Regions from separate parts of the Homo sapiens genome. Here region 2 is linked to region 1. Evidence: chromatin contacts called from ENCODE Hi-C or POLR2A ChIA-PET data. All regions are on one chromosome and are shown on one strand. Each heading gives the region's core, a stretch centred on a gene start or an enhancer-like site at or near the end of the contact. The rest is flanking DNA. Distances are from core to core; before and after follow the strand shown. Region 1 holds the start of LINC00460 (long intergenic non-protein coding RNA 460). Region 2 has its middle 220 kb from the start of LINC00460.

Evidence for each region. A loop is a pair of places that touch in the nucleus more often than their neighbours do. ChIA-PET counts read pairs that join two places held with the same protein, here RNA polymerase II (POLR2A). Pooled maps may share reads with other maps.
Region 2: a loop to region 1 is called in a map of PC-9, with 2.1 times the contacts of the local background. The contact joins the enhancer-like site here to the promoter of LINC00460 in region 1. A Hi-C loop is called at or near these places in 5 of 168 maps with a recorded cell type or tissue (Caco-2, MCF 10A, PC-3 and 2 more) and 1 of 50 pooled maps. POLR2A ChIA-PET finds 5 or more read pairs at or near these places in 1 of 52 experiments (AG04449).

What each region holds. Positions count from the first base shown.
Region 1 is chr13:106,374,913-106,378,562 of GRCh38, forward strand. It overlaps LINC00460 (long intergenic non-protein coding RNA 460), which reads left to right and starts at 1,652. Exons shown (of 3, transcript NR_163477.1): 1 at 1,652-1,753; 2 at 1,955-2,172; 3 at 2,996-3,650. RefSeq lists an enhancer at 1,190-2,389.
Region 2 is chr13:106,154,977-106,158,495 of GRCh38, forward strand. It overlaps the pseudogene RNA5SP38. Among named protein-coding and RNA genes, the nearest start is that of LINC00460, 220 kb to the right of the region's middle. Within about 2 kb of position 1,640, at least 5 of the 41 ENCODE cell types and tissues checked have a DNase peak (open chromatin) inside an H3K27ac peak, as active enhancers do; they include PC-3, PC-9 and endothelial cell of umbilical vein, where a contact is called at or near this core.

The DNA of each region.
Region 1 (3,650 bases), core at 402-2,901:
AGACCCTGGTCTATGTTAATCCTGGGACAGGATCAGCAACAAGCTAAGGAGGAGTCGGCTGAGAGGCTCATTCGGGGACCAGAGGTCTCCCTAAGGGCCCCTCAGCTGACACACTTCCCCAGCACCTCTTTGTGGCAGGGCAGGCCAGCTTTCCCAAAATGAGCTATGCGGGTGAGGCTTCTCCTTGGACTTTCCTCCTTCTTCTCCATTCTTCTTCCTTTCCAGCAGGCCGGACCCCAGCGCTCGCCTCTCCATGCCAGGACGCTATGTGCCTCGGTGAGTCCCTGTGCGCGCATAGCAGAGGCGCTCTCCCTTTCCACGGGGTACTGCTTTCCCTGGGAGACGCGAAGAGGAGAGGAGGGCCCGAGTTCAAGCAGGGAGGGAATTCAGAGAGCAGTCATTCACCAAGTCCCCTCCAGCCCCAGCCCTGTGAGCCAGTCCTGCGGGTCCTGCCTTTCGCTAAGAGATTCCCGATTCCGCTCCCTCCGGACGCAGGGAGGTTGAGCAGGGGACACGCAGCCTTCGCCCTTCCCAGTTTTCTCTGTGTGGCCTCTGTCTCTCTCTCTCTGTCTTCAGGAACCAACAAAAGGCAAATGAATTCATTAGGGAGACCAACACCCGCCATGTGCCTTTCTTTTTTTTTTTGAGATGGAGTCTCGCTCTTTCACCCAGCCTGGAGAGCAGTGGCGCGATCTCGGCTCACTGCAAGCTCCGCCTCCCGGGTTCACGCCATTCTCCTGCCTCGGCCTCCCGAGCAGCTGGGACTACAGGCGCCCGCTACCACACCTGACTAATTTTTTGTATTTTTAGTAGAGACAGGGTTTCACCGTGTTGGCCAGGATGGTCTCGATCTCCTGACCTCGTGATCCGCCCGCCTCGGCTTCCCAAAGTGCTGGGATTCCAAGCGTGAGCCACCGCGCCCAGCCATATTTGCCTTTCCTTTTTTGCTTTTTCAGATGGGGTCTCACTCTGTCAATCAGGCTGGAGTGCGGTGGCCCGATCTCAGCTCAGTGCAACCTCTGCCTCCCAGGTTCAAGCGATTCTCCTGTCTCAGTCTCCTGAGTAGCTGGAATAACAGGCATGAGCCACCAAACCCGGCTAATTTTTGTAGAGAGGGGTTTAGCCATGTTAGCCAGGCTGGTCTCGAACTCCTGGCCTCAAGTGATCCACCCACCTCCGTCTCCCAAAGTGCTGGGATTACAAATATGAGCCCCTGTGCCCGGCTGCATTTGCTTTTCTTTAAGGCCGTTATTTAGGACTCAAGAGAGGGACGTCAGGAGAAAAGGTGAGGGAATTGCGGGCGAGAGTGGAGAAGAGGGTAGGCAAGGTTTGGAGAAGTTGCTTTGTTCAACAGTCACCAGCCTAAGCAGCACATCAGTGCTTTCAAGTTAAAGGTAGGAAATGGAAGATAATGTATCCTGTTGAATCTATAGGGATAATTCAGAGATAATTAAAAATATAATGACCCAAATTGGGACTGAGGAAACACGTTGGCATTAACCTCCTTGCCCGGAGAGAAGGTGCCGGGAGAGCTCGCGGTAGGTTTGCCACTTATTTAAGACTCCATCTCCACTTGTTCCTAACCCACTGAGAAATCGGCTCATTATTGACTCAGAGGGATGAACGCCAGATCCTGACTCACCGGTAACCACTTCCTGCAGAAATCCTCCAGCCCTGTTAGAAATGCCTCAGCCAGGGGGACTCATCTCCTCAAACCTGGGGGACCGAGACCTATGAGAGGTCACAGCATGAGGTGACGGAAGTGCCATGTGCACAGGGTTGATTTGGTGGCTCTAATTCTTATAACATAAAAGCTTGCTTCTTAGCATAGTTCTTGCAGTGTTAATTTTAGAGACACATAACGGAGAGGAGTAGGGAAATAAAGACCTGTCTGGTCCTTCCCCACTTCCCTAATCCATCTGTCTCCCTTGCTATGTCTCTAAACCTTCTCCAGCCAGGACATCGGAGGTACCCAGACATTGTTATGAAACTCCGCATGTGCCCCTGGTGGACGCTGCTGGACCCAGCATGCACACTTCTCGGCTAAGAGTCACCCTGGATGAACCACCATTGCCAGCGGGGAGCATGTTGCAGCTTTCCCACGCAGTGGATGAGAACGAAGGTTACGACCATTGTGTGGGAGGCGTCTGTGTAGCAATTGCTGGAATCACTGTGAGTAGTCCGTGTCACATGTGTCTCCCCTGATCTCTCAACGTCTCTTCTTCCCTCTCCACTCCCACTGTCTAACTTTATTCCTCTTTTTTTTTCTACCCCTTTCCGGAGACAGTGTGGCATTGTAGAAAGACTGAGCGTGGGAAAGAAGACGCATTCTGAAGTCACCCCGATTTATGTTAAATTATCACCTTGACTACTGCTATAGAACGAATGTTTATGTCCCCCACCCAAATTCGTATGCTAAGACCTAATAGCCAATAAGATAGTATTAATAGATGGGGCCTTTGGGAGGTGAGTGGCTCATGAGGGCAGAGTCCTCAAAACCAGATAAGTGCCCGAATAAAAGGGGCCCCAGAGAGATCCCTTGCACCGTCTACCATGTGAAGTGTAGAACACAGCGAGAAGGCCACCTATGAGCCAGAACGTGGGCCCTCACCAGAACCCAGTTGTGCTGGCACCCTGATCCTGGACTTCCAGCCTCCAAAATGACGACAAAGAAGTTTGTTTTTCCTGAGCCATCCACTTCAAAGTATTCTGTCATAGCTCCCCAAATAGACTAAGACATCTACTTAACCTTGGTCAAACGTTTAACCTTGGAGTCCACGCCTCTGAAATGGTGACAATAACACTGTGTATTTCCTACTTTATGATCAGGATTAATAAATGTAATTTATTAATCAGAAATTAGTAATTTCTGATTATTAATTCTATGGTGCTTGATACTTGATTGAGGCTTATTTAATATTTGGATCTCTTTTAATTTTTTTCTTTTTTGCTCTTTCTTTCTGCTTTTCCTCTTCCCCTTTTCCTATTGAAATAGAATGCAGAGGATAAAGCAAGCAAACAAAAAAACTTCCAGAAGAATCACAGAGTTTTAGACCTAGAAAAAAACTGAAAAATCATCCATTCCACTCTCCTCATTTTACAGATGAGGGCATCGAGCCTCAGAGAAATGAAACTTGCCCAAGACCACACAGCAAGTGAGTGGGGGACTCATGACCCAAGACACTTTTTCCAGGCTTCCTTCTACCACATCATGCTGCAGAAAACACAGCAGATGGGAAGAGACGAGGCATGTGGTTGCCATTTCTGTATTACATCCAATTCATATTTCATTTAGAAAATGTATTTCTAGAACTTGTTAAAAAACCTGAATGATTTTGATTGAAGTTTTTCAAAACTAGGATTACTATGCTTCTAATGGAGATCAAGTTCAAATTTTTAACATATTTTGCCTTATTTTGCCACTCCCCTCAAAATATCCATAGTATTGAATGCCCAGGTTTCCTGTTTGGAAAAGCCCGAGGATCTGTGCACACTCTGGGCTACTCTTGCCCAGCTCCTGACTGAGGCACTGGACCTGGCCCGATGCTGCTCTCTGCTGCTGCCCAGCTCTTCTGCTCCACCGGCAACACTGTACCCAGTTAATCATTAGGGCCCTTGTCTCTGTACAATTGCTCTGTACAACTCGATAA
Region 2 (3,519 bases), core at 390-2,889, 220 kb before region 1:
CAAAATTCAAAGAAATACAATAGAAGTTGTAAGGGAAATGCCCCGAATGGGAGAAACTGTGTTCACTCTGGGAGTAATTGCTTAAACAACATTTATTTAATCAGCTCCATGACCACTCATAAGCTACAGTATCCTTCAGAATAAATTCCAAAGCTCCATATTGTATTACTACTTTCACTTCAATTTTGGAAAAAGAGGTATACCAGTAGATTTTAAGATGCATCCTTATTCAAATGAAATACAATATTATCCAAAAAATTCCTTGAATCAGTTGCTAATTAACTTGTCTACTTGATAATTTACTTTTGAGTAACAACCGCATACTCCTCTCTGCTTATACTTTTTTACAAATACTATTTTATTGTGTAACTGGTGCACACGTATCATAACATATGCACCAACAAAACGAGTACTTGCTGGAATTTTTCCCATCCAAGTACTAACGAGGCCCGACCCTGCTTAGCTTGTGAGATCAGATGAGATTGGGCACGTTCAGGGTGGTTTGGTGGTAGACACATGTCGGGGTTTCTATTTCAATCAGAAGACAGAAAAATAAGACAGGGAGCATGGGAAATCACCTCCAAAATGGAAAAGGATTCTCCTAGGGTGTCTTACTCATTGTCAATTTCAGGAAATTCCCCAAGGGATATTCCTGAATGTTGAGTCCGTCTAGCTTAAAATGACTCAAGTCATGTAGCAGTTCTCCCAGAATTCTGTTTCATAGACTATTTCTCATGTTCACTGGAATCACAAGAACTGTTTTTTCTTTAAGATATGAATTAATATCAACCAAAATTTAAATTAACCTAATACATTTCTTCCACGGTCTAGCCTCCAACATAACTTTCAAGCATAACTAAGACATTACTTTATTGAATTCCTTAAAAATTGAAAAATTAACTGATGCTATTTTTAATAAATGTCAAGTCATAAATGCAGTCTACATTGCAGACATTGAAAACAATTTGATTTAAAAGGCACAAACTAGCTTTGGTCTTTCTGTTTAATCCCTTTAGTGTAAAAAATGTCCTGTTCCTGACTCATTTCTACACTATATTCAACAAATAGCTTGGAAAATAAATTTTAATGACTCCTTTTGTGCTTGTATATTTTTCTTTAATATCTTCTTATTCATTTTTGAACAAAGAGAAATTGACAGAGTCAAAGACATGACCTTTAATTTTAAAGGAATTTTCTTTTCTTACAAATCTGCTATCATCGTAATCCTAAAAGCACAAAAGAAAGCTAAATTATCTATCCTTTTTTCTTTGACCACAGCAACTTTTAAAATTTAACTTTGATCCAGATTAAATGATAGTTCAGCCAAAAATGTCAAGAGGAGCCTTCTGGAGTTGGGTCCTATGTGTGAGTAGGTGGTTCATGCTGTTTAAAAGGCAGGACTGAACTGCAGCGTGGGGTTGCTATGTAAGGCAGTAAATAATGATTATAAAATGCTTTGTAAACATTTTTAATGTGACACATCAATGCTCTATGATAAAAACTAAAATTCTCCAGTAAAGTATAAGGGGACCCTGTGCTGGCAGAGGCGCTGGCCTCTGGATGAGTAATAGCCACTATTAGTAAAACCTCATAGCTCCTTTGAGAGGGAGGGATTGTGCCATCTTGCTACACTTGTTACCTCCAAATATGGGAAAGTTATTCCTTATTTCCTTTTCAAAGCTTGACTACTGATTGAGAACAGCGGTGTAAATACTTGTTCTCTTACACCAGCCCAGTGAGTCACAGCCACAGAAATTACAGGAGTTAAGAAAGTGCATCATCTCCTTCCTTGGAGAACACGGAGGGATGGTGACTTGCAGTATGGTCTGGTTCTCAAGCTCACAGTGCACCTCTTTTCCTCAGGGCGTCTTCTTCTGTCTATTCATTGCTTATTAAGCTGATACTCACTTAATGTATTTTCTGGTCTCAGTGTAACCTATTCTGCTAGGCCTCACGAAATAACTACCTTTAACGCCATGTTGCCTTTCTGAATGAAAGCAGCCATCTATTCTCACAAACAGTACCCTTAGACCACAACATCTCACCTAAAAAATATTTCTGTATTTTTTTTATCAATAGTTTAGCATTTATCCCTATCAAAATTACCTCTCTTCAATTTTATACAACCAAAGTTTGGACTAATTTTTGCTTAATATTCTAGATTGTGCCCTATTGGTAAATTTTAAAAGCCATTGTTCCCATATCATTGCCTCTATTTACATAAAGCCTAATATAACTTGTCCCATGATATATTGTGTATTACAGTGATGATATCTGCCGTAAACTTTAAACAAATGGTCTATCCACCCATATCCCATGCTGTTTATACCACATGTGCCCTGTTTTGTTGCTTCATATTTTTTCATAGAATCAGTGAACCTACTACACTACTATATTTCTTATTCAAACTCTGTCGTTATTGGGGTCAGTCTGCAATTAATACTCTCATATAGGTCCTGGGAAAGGGAAGAGAGGAAAAAGTGGAGGATGAGGGTAGGTGTATGATTCTTTGGGAGGCACAATATTTTGATTTTCTGGGACATGTTTTCAATACATGCACACACCACATAGATTTTGATATGCTCCCCATTTTGACTCATTTGTCAATTTGGGCAATATGTATCTAGCGTCTCCTATAATCCAGGCTCTGTCCTCCTTACAAGTGGACGTCATTAGCAGAAACTGGAACTACTGAGAGATACAGGCCATAGGTAAAAACCAGCGGAAGGCCCCCTGAGGCCAAGCCCCATCAATGTCATTGATTTTTATTTCAGTGTTTCTCTGCCAATTGTTCAACCTTCCTGAAATTTATTTTCCTAAAGAGAAGAGAGCTTGGATAAGCCATGTAAAATCTCTGGCCTTTGTTTTTCTTAGCTATATAATCAAGCAGTTGACTTGTGAAAAAATATTCAAATATGGACCACATAGGGTTGTATTTGCCAAACGCTTTTTTTTTTTTTTTTTTTTACATCAGGCTAATCAGTCAGTCTACATCGCTATCTTTAACACAGAGTAGCTAAATTATCAATGTGCCTCAAAAAGCAGTGCCAAGGAGGCAGCAGTGGTGAAATAGAGCCCCCCGCATGTGGCAGAGTTGGGTCAGACCACCTCCCAGGGTCTCTGCACAGTCATAGTTCCACATACACTGAAATGTTCTAAACACCCACCTAGCCTCTCACCTTTTACTTGCACTGGAAACGGATGAGCTATATTTTGGTCAGCTCTGGAAAAATTAAAACAAGTAACATTGTTGAGTGCTGGGAAGGATTTAGGGAAACAGAAGCCCCCAGGCAAACTGGCAGGGATGTATTAGTCATAGCCACTCTGGACAGCAATTTGGCAATATTTAGGACAGTTGAAAATGCGCATGATCAATGATCAGGAAACACGAGGGAAACACTTGGAAAATGCACGAGATTATTTACCGTGATGTCCTCTGGAAGAGCCAAAATCATAAATGAACATTTCAGAAGGGACTATCCAGAAAACATGCGGATTGTGCACACCATGTCTCACTGC